Linked DNA regions of Homo sapiens: region 2 is linked to region 1. The links are chromatin loops, found by intact Hi-C in ENCODE. Cell type or tissue: PC-9. All regions are shown on one strand. Links, peaks and the distances in the headings refer to the core of each region. The heading gives the core; the rest is flanking DNA.

The links. A loop is a pair of places that touch in the nucleus more often than their neighbours do. Peaks named below come from ENCODE experiments on the same cell type or tissue, not always from the same donor. Only the 100,000 strongest peaks of a DNase experiment are listed, where the experiment ranks them.
Region 2: a loop joins it to region 1, with 7 times the contacts of the local background. A loop is called at or near these places in 12 of 110 quality-filtered maps.

The regions. Positions count from the first base shown.
Region 1 is chr12:109,584,717-109,589,099 of GRCh38, reverse strand. MVK (mevalonate kinase) reads right to left here. Exons shown (of 11, transcript NM_000431.4): 6 at 2,975-3,078; 7 at 2,301-2,346. Among named protein-coding and RNA genes, the nearest start is that of MVK, 13 kb to the right of the region's middle. In PC-9, for the core only: no CTCF peak of the experiment used is centred there; a DNase peak (open chromatin) is centred at 2,459; H3K27ac peaks cover 1,508 bases.
Region 2 is chr12:109,460,835-109,465,217 of GRCh38, reverse strand. All of the region lies in intron 2 of KCTD10 (potassium channel tetramerization domain containing 10), which reads left to right. Among named protein-coding and RNA genes, the nearest start is that of KCTD10, 14 kb to the left of the region's middle. RefSeq lists enhancers at 1,854-2,660, 3,467-4,273, 4,274-4,383. In PC-9, for the core only: no CTCF peak of the experiment used is centred there; DNase peaks (open chromatin) are centred at 1,857 and 2,637; H3K4me3 peaks cover 1,588 bases; H3K27ac peaks cover 4,000 bases.

The sequences.
Region 1 (4,383 bases), core at 155-4,154:
CTCACTCCACTCAGCCACTCTGACCTCCCAGCTACTGTGTCACACGGCAGGCAGCGTGCTCGTCTCAGGACCTTTGCACCGCGCTTCCTCTGCCAGGGACCAGCCCCGCCCCATAGCGGCGTGACTTATTCAGGTTTCTGCTCAATGTTCCTTCACCAGCAGCCCCCGAACCCCCATCCAATCGGACCCCTCCTTCTCTTTGTAGCCTCTGACCCTGCCTTGTTTCCTAAAGGTGCTTAAGACTGCCTGATATGCTCTCACAGACAACTGATTTTTTCTCCTCTCCCAACAAAGTATGAGTTCCACGGAGGCGGGGCTTTGTTTTGTTCCCTGCGGAGGCCCCAGTACTCAGCACGCAGTAGGTGCTTAATGATACTTGTGGAAAGGATGAATGAACTCGGCCAGCAAACAGGTAAGCACTTCAGAGCCACCGCTTCTGATTGTATGTTCAAGATCCCCCTAAGTAAACAAGGAGCTGGAGGTCTGGGAGAAGTGACTCACCTGAGGGCACCAGCTGGCAAGTGGGAGAGCTGGACTCAAACCTAGGCCTGTGGACCCAGCGCCTCCGCCCAGCACACCAGCAACGCCTGGCCATTCCCCTGGCCGTTCCCCTGCCCGCCCCCCTTGGAAACCTCCTCATTCATCTCCTGATGCCCCCAGTAGACCGTACACTCGGTGCCCAGCCCACGTCTTCATCAGTTTTCTAGCTCCAGGGCCTAGTCCAGTGCTTAGGCCACAAGTGGCTCTCAGGAGACACTGAAGGAATGAAATGCCACCACTTCCATGAATGATTCCCCAGGCTCGCAGCCAGATCTAAGACGCCTGTCACTGTCACCCACAGCAGCTTCACAACCCTTCAGGTGTCTTCTCTCTGACGATTCCAGTGACCGCCTTCCCCATCAGACCGTGGGCTCCTGAAGACAGGCCGGGGCCCGGGCATTTGAGACTCCCCCACATGATCCAGCTCTGGTTCCACATGGATCCGGGGCGGTGGCAGACCAGCTTCACCTCGGCACCCGAGGCTCTCCTGACGACTGCTGGAGCAACCCGAGGAAGCTGTTCCACGCTCCTACTGGCTTCTGCGGAGTGCAAAGGTCGGCGGCAAGGGTGATTCTGCCTCCCAAGGGACACTAAGCAATGTCTGGAGATGTTTTTGATTGCCACGCTGAGGGTGCTACTGGCATCTAGTGGGTAGGGGCTGGGGATGGCTACAATGCACAGGGCAGCCCCACCACAAAGAATAACCCAGCCCCAAATCTCAATAGTGCCAATGCTGACAACTCTGACGTACAGCCTTGGAAAGGGAGGCATGACTGAGCTGGGACAGAAAGATCCCAGAGAACTAGCCGGGGGCCCAGGTGTGGCGCTGTGGCAGGCCAGGTTACTGAGCCACTAATGGAGTGGCCCAGCTGGTGGGGGCTGCAGGCCAGGACCTGCCACTCATCCATGAAGACCGCCCTGAGTAAAGAGGAGAGAGCCCCAGGACCCTTACTGATGCGAAAAGGCCCATGGAGGTGGCAAAGTGCCCTGGGACAAACACCACCCCACAACTTGATCAAGGGCTTAGGGAACAGTCAAAAAGGCACCTGGCTCCCCTCTGCCATGCGTTTCATTCCAGGCACCCAACAATTCTGCCGTGGGTGCAAACAGAACAGAGGATGCTGAAATCGCAAACAGAACAGAGAATGCTGAAATCGCACATGCACGTTTGTGATTCCAATGATTCCAGCGGGAGGGACACAGAAACATAAAACAGGCTGAGAGTCTCCAAATGTCACTTCTGCTCCAAGCCCCTCCCAAGCCTCCCTCCCGCTTCCATCCTGCCTCTGCCCTGTGTGCCTCCATCATGGTGACTCTCACATTGTCCTGTGGCGGCTTTTGTGTGTGTCTGGCCCCACCCCCACAAGCAGACTGAGAGTCCTTGGAAACTGTACCCAAGCTTCATCTCTCCATTCCTACGCCCCAGTGCAGCATCATCGGGAACACAGGAAGTAATGGATTCTTGTTTACTAAGCAAATACAGGAATGAATGAATGAGCAGCTGAGAGTCTACGGGCACAGCCATGCATGACTTTCCCTTTCTGATATCTCTGCAATTTAAGAGCTGAAGGGGAGAAGGAGAGAGCAGGTCTTCCCCACCACCCCTGCTTCCTTGCAGCTAGTGCACTGTGAGGGCCACATTGGGGGATGAAGAGCCAGGGACACCTGCCTCCTATGGTACTTCCCAAAGGTGCAGAGCTCTGCCCCCTGCACACATCAATGCAGCCATGGCTGAATGTGCTGCTCCACCCCCAGGTTACCTCTTTAAGGATGAAATCTTCCCTTGATGGTATCGGAGGGCTCCTCCTAAAGAGAAAAACCAGTGGGTCAGAGCTGTGGGAAAAGCTAACATATCTGTGCTACTTGGGAGAGAGGTTGAACTTTGGGTTGGGTTCATTTTGCCCCATTCAGGAAAGAGGCTAAGTAATGAGTCAGCCCAGCTTCAGTTACAAAAGGTGCAGGAGGGCAAAAGGTCCCCGAAGCCCCACCAGGAAGCTCTTGCCAGGCCTTGGATTCCTGGGTCCCCCTCCCTCCAGACTGTCCAGCTTCCCCCGACAAGCCACATGGTGAAGGTGGGGCCCAGGACACAGCATCTGGGCCCTGTAAGCAAGAGTTCTTGCCAGAGGGGAGGCCACCTGGATGGTGTGCAAACTCCACGGCAACGGCTCTGCATCCTGAACCTACAACTCTCTTGGGGAGCTCGTGGAAGCTGCAGCTTCCCAGGCCCCAGTTCCACCCCCGGAGATTCTGATTCAGGGGGTGTGAGACAGGGCCCCAAGATTTCTCCCCATTCCCCCCAAAATAGGAAAATGCTATTTTTTCCAGAATCCATTGATTCGATTCCTCCCAAACCAGCACAGACTCTTGGGCACCTACCATTGTAATAAGAATTTTTAAAATAACAACAATAAAATAAACCTGAGGCCACACCTACCCCAGGTGCTGACAGCATTGTCCACTCCGGAGGGGTTCCCGTGAATCATTCTCTCCCCTTGGAAGGCCCACTTGTTAATTAGCTCCAAATCCTCCTTGGTCCACCTGAAGACACAGATGTTCATCTTTACTGTGGCAGTGAGGAGTGGGGCTGGGGAGGGGTCACCTGGGGCTGTGCTGGGCAGGCCAAGGGGCATAGGAGCTTGGGCCCTTGAGCTCAGAAAGAACAAGTCCACTCTGAACCTCTCCAGCTACGGAGCGTGCCAAGTGTGCGCCCTTCCCTCTGAAGCCCACCTGGCGCAGTCAAAACAGCCTGGGCTTTGGACTCCCGTGGTCCTACTTTGCCTCTTTTTTTTTCTTTTTTTTTGAGACGGAGTCTCACTCTGTCACCCAGGCTGGAGTGCAGTGGTGCAATCTCAGCTCACTTTCTCCCGGGTTCAAGCAATTCTCCTGCCTCAGCCTCCCGAGCAGCTGGGACAACAGGTGCACACCAGCACGCCCAGCTAATTTTTGTATTTTTTAGTAGAGACGGGGTTTCACCATATTGGACAGGCTGGTCTCGAACGCCCGCTTTGGCCTCCCAAAGTGCTGGGATTACAGGCATGAGCCACCGCACCTGGCCCCTGCATTGCCTCTTACTAGCTGAGTGACTCTGGGCCTGTTATCTAACCTCTCTGAGCCTCATTATCCTTCCCTGGAGAATTGGAACCCCCACCCTCCTCAGAGGCTAGCTGCATGTGTGTCTAATGATGGCAAGGTGTCCACAAGCAGCAGGTGGCAACTGCCACTATAACAGACCTCTGCATAAGCGTCCACACCTGAACCAAGCCTGCCTTTAAGAAGAACGGGCAGAGGTGTGACTCTTTCCCAGGGCCCTGCAAGTAGATCCAAAGCACGATCATTATGAATTCAAATCCCAGGAGCCCCAGAGACCCCTGGAGGGGCCAGGCTCGTCCCAACCATGTCTGGATCTCTCCCAAGCACGTGGCCTCACTGCCTTCCATGGACCAGGTGTGGGCTCACAAACAGTTTAAATGAACAGACCCAAAACACATGAGTATGGAACAAGACAAAATGATCAACCCCACTTCCCCACTCTTTTCTCTCAGCTTTTGTTTCCTTTCTGCAGATTCCCTTCCTCATGAAACAGCAGAAGCTAAAGGTGGTTTTCTGACCTCTGAGAATGATGTGGCTCAGTGGCAGAGTTATGGAGTAAGCAGTCAGCCTAGTTTTGTTTTTTTGAGATGGAGTTTCGCTCTTGTCCCCCAGGCTGGAGTGCTGTGGCACGATCTCAGCTCACTGCAACCTCTGCCTCCTGGGTTCAAGCGATTCTCCTACCTCAGCCTCCCGAGTAGCTGGGATTACAGGCGCCTGCCACCACGCCTGGCTAATGTTTGTATTTTTAGTAGA
Region 2 (4,383 bases), core at 224-4,223, 120 kb after region 1:
TAGAAGCATACAGCCGCTGCCGGAGCCATATTCTGTTGATGATCATGTAGAGGGTTTGCGGTGTTCACTGTGACGAATGTGAACATCCTTGAACGCTTTCCCCGTGCGTGGGAGTTTCTCTGTGCGATGCTGCCCAGCCTTTGCCACATCATGGGGCACGTAGACAATCATATTTTCACTTTGGCAAATGAGGGGGCTCTGGACTCCCTAGATCCCACCCAGCCATCTCAAGGGCTATGGCTTTAAGATCTTACCCACTGTTGGGAGCTCAGCCCTAGAGTTTATTCCCAGGAGGGGAATTGGGACAGCATCTTCTACTTCCTTAGATATTGCAGGAGTCCCTTCTGGAGTGGTTATGGCAACTTCTACTCCCTGCAGAAGTCTGGATTTTTGCCAACCCTTGGCACTGTCCAACCTTTTAATTATTGCAAATCTGGTGAGTATGATATGGTACCTTGTTTTATTCAGTATTTCCTAATGTCTGGTACGTTGAGCATGTTTTTATGTGTATTGCTCTTTTGAGTTTAATCTTTTAACTGCTTGATTGCATCTTACTTACACATTTGCCTTTTTCTTATTACTTTGCAAAAGTTCATATACTGGATCCTGTTTCTTTGGGGTCCAGTGCTGCAAATATCTTCTCCCAGTCTGACTTGTCTGAGCTTTTTTAATGGGGCTTTTGGAAACCTCAGAGTTTAAATCGCTTTTTTACACTTACATCCTTGATCTACCTCAGTGATGCCCAAACCAATGGGTGATTTTTTGGGATATTTAGCAATGTCCAGAGACATTTTTGTTGTTTCTTGGGGATGATGGTGCTCCTGGCGTCAAGTGAGTAGAGGCCAGGGATGCAACTAAATACCCTACAATGTGCGGGGCAGCCTCTTACAACTAAGAATTATCTGGTCCAAAATGTCAAAGTGCTCAGGTTGGAGACCCTGCCCTAGGGATTCTGATCAGGAATGAGGCAGGTTGCTAGAATCTGAATTTTTCACAAGTACCTTGGGTGGCATTTATGATCAGGGGTGTTTGGGAACCACAAAAATATAGAGTATAAATACCTTAGGATGGCAAAGAGAGGTCAGTGAAGGTTCCCTGGAGGTGGTGGGAGAGGGGAAAGGAGAGGTCAGACATCCAGGGAGAGAGGAAGCACATGGTATGCTCACGGGGCGGGGAGGAGGGGAGCCTAGTGGCCCAATCCTCCTGACCCCCAGAGCAGCCTTCTCCTCCCTTGGGTCCCTGAAAGCAACACCAACTCCATCCTGGGGGCTGGAACTTGCTGCCTCTGGACGCTGCTGCTCTGCTTCCAGCAATAATGATGAAAGATGAGATTGTTAAAGACCCATAGCTGCTTTTGAGTGCTGTTGGTAGACCCAGCATTGTGCTGTGTGCCTTCTGTACGTTCTTTCATCATATTTTTATGTCAACCCTGTGAGATCGTTTGTAGAAGAGAAAACTGCTAGACAGAGGTTAATTGAAGCACCAATGTCATCCAGCAAGAAGGTATCAGAGCTGGGTTTCCAACACTTAACTGCTGTGCTGTGCTGAGGACGTCCTGGAGCCCAAGTCCAGTGCTGCCCAGTGTGGTCCCGGTCAGTTCTGCTCTCCAGCCTTGCCTAATGGGTCTGGGATCCCAGGCTGCCCTGACTTTGGACAGCCTTCCTAAATAGCTCTCGTGCCCCGTGGCAGCAGGAGAGAGACCCCCCACATGCGAGGAGCTGCTTGACTTCCATTTGTCTTTCTACGTGCTAGGCATTTGAGCTGACTTTCAAAGGGATCACTTCCTGCTTTGAAAGCAACCACAGTATCTTAAAGTCAAAACGCTGATTGAAACCTCCTGGAGAGTGTGCCTGGCTCCCTTGCCCTTATTTGTCCAAAGTATGATTCTTTCGCCACAAGCATTTCCTGACGGCATTCTTGAGCCGGAGCCCAGTGTCACGGTCTGCCTGTTCATTTATGGGAACTCTGGGCTGTCATTTGGATAATTGATTTCAGGGCCCTGGGTCTTCCCAAGCAGCTGAGTTCTGCAGACATCAAAGGCAGAACGTGGAAGGTTCCTTCCCTGCGCAGCTGAGTTGAATTCTATTTATCTTTTCAATTCTGGTGAAAGGAGTTTTCCTATGAGTGCCTTACTTTTTCTTTGTGGTCTAGTCCTGCTGCCTCTGCTTGGGAATGGCACTGCACCTCTCTGAGCCTCTGTTTTATTTGTGGAAAATGCAAGGGAATGAGCTCCCCTCAAAAAAGAACTGGTAGAAAGATAATACGGTCTTTCCCTGCCTTGTCAGCCTTCTGAGAAAAAATTACTTGGTGTAGGGTAGCACAGAGGCCTCAAGCTGGTAGCCTGCAGGCCCAGTTCAACTGCAGATGTGTTTTGTTTGCCTTGTGGTGGGTTGATGACAGTTTTGTTTTGTTTTAATTAGTTTACCGTCCTTTAAAAATCAGGGAATTCACAGAAAAATCTGGGTTTCTGGCATTGCATGGAACATCAGAGCTCACAGCTCTTGGGCCCACATTCCTGCCTGGCCACTCTTGGCTGGAGTGGGAAGAGCCTGCCTCTCTTGGGGGCAGGGCAGATGCTGTCCTGTCAGCCCCAGCCTCAGCCCCGCCCAGCTGCACTCATTTATTGTGCTTACTGGCCCTGGAGGCATCTGGGTTGCATAAGATATTAATTCCATATTTTGTTTTCTCAGATGTAGAAAGAAGTGGGGTGGGATCACATTTGCAGGTCACTGTCAGGGTGATGTGATTTACCATGCCTGGGAAGGCCTCTTTCTTCCCTGAAACCAGGAGTTGACTCAGGGCTATACATTTGTATTGCATTTCCCCCCACTTGGGGTATTCTTCCCACCTACTCAGGAAATTGGAACAGTGCGGAAGTAGGAAGTGGAAGCCGCTGGAGGGTGGAGACCGTTCTTTTAACAAAAGGCCCAGGAACTTTAGGCTGAGCTGTTTCATCAGGGGAACCTGGAAACGGCCCTGTTATCAAACTTTCCTGGCAATTCATGCAAAGAATACCAAACTATGCCCTAAAACCATGAGAGGGCACTTGGCAGGGACTGGACCTGCCAGGTAAGGGGTAGGGGAAAGCGGGCAGACTTAAGACTCTGGATTGTGAAAAAGATGCGTTTGCTGCTCTCAACTTTTGCTGGCCTCTGCCACTGATCCAAGGCCCAGGATCAGTAGGGCCCAGTCTGAGGAGGACGTGGAACAGGGCACAGCATTGTTAGGAGTGGAACAGGGCACAGCGTTGTTAGGAGTGGAAATGTTGGCCCTTCTCCCAAAGTGGGGAGGAAGGTGGTAGCATAAAGTGACCGATTCCTACTGAAGCCTTCTCACGGCCCTGCGCACTGGCATTTTCCACCTGTAATGCGTGGCAGGAGCCGTGGGGACGCCCCTTGCCTGAGGTCACCCTGCTTGTCAGAAGGCCTCGACTTCACCCTCTCATCTGTCTGGCTTCTTTTTAGAGCTTCACATTTGCTGTTGGGAGATACTTGGACTTTGCTCCATTCCTGCCTTCCTTTTTGGTACCTCCTCCTCCTAGGCTCCAGTCCTGTCTTCTACAAATACCACTCCCAGAGACACTGCATTTCAGTAGAGGAGTTCTGAAAACCCTCAGGATCTCTGGTGGAGGAATGTCAGCTCAGTGACAAGATTAGAAAGGACATTGAGCAGCAGAGTAGGGAGTCTTCCTGGCCCCCACCCCCAAGAATGTTTCACAGTGCCTGGATTTGGTCAGCTTTGGGACCTTTTTCCATATCCAATAAAAGCTGATTCTGTCTCCCCATGTTTACCGAGCTGCCTGAGGGTGGGGTCTGTCTTGGTCATTCACTAGCCACTAAGTGCTTGTTGCAGGAAGTTGTGGGATAGGACTTCCTGTGTTGGTGCTGGTCAGTGTCTAGGGCTCAGCCTTGGGAGTCAGAGGTCACAGTCTGCGAGGGTGAGACTTGTGCGTTCTTAGAAATGGCTCTGTTAATGTGACAGTTTGAAGGAAGCTTTGTGGAAAGAGGAAGTAGATATTTTTTACCCAGAAGGCTTTCTTCTATCCTTGGTATGTGGCCATTTGGGCCTGTTTTACCCAGGTGTGGTACACGAGGCCCCTGTTGGATGTCCTTGTGTAAGGGATATTTGAGGGTACTTCAGAAGTGTACTTTTGGGCCTCAAGAGTCGGGATGTCTAACAGAGCCTCAGACCAGGGTCACCTGGGGTTATGGTTGTGTCCAGCCAGTAGGGCCTGGAGGCTGTGGGGGCTTCCTCAGCCCTTAGTGGGCAGGTAGGCAGGTGAGGCTGCCATTCTCCAGGCAGTCCCGCTCTCCGCTGGGAGGTAGAGGGAGCCGAGAGACACCCCAGCTCTGCTCAGGGCCTCCCACAAGAGGAGGGCCCATG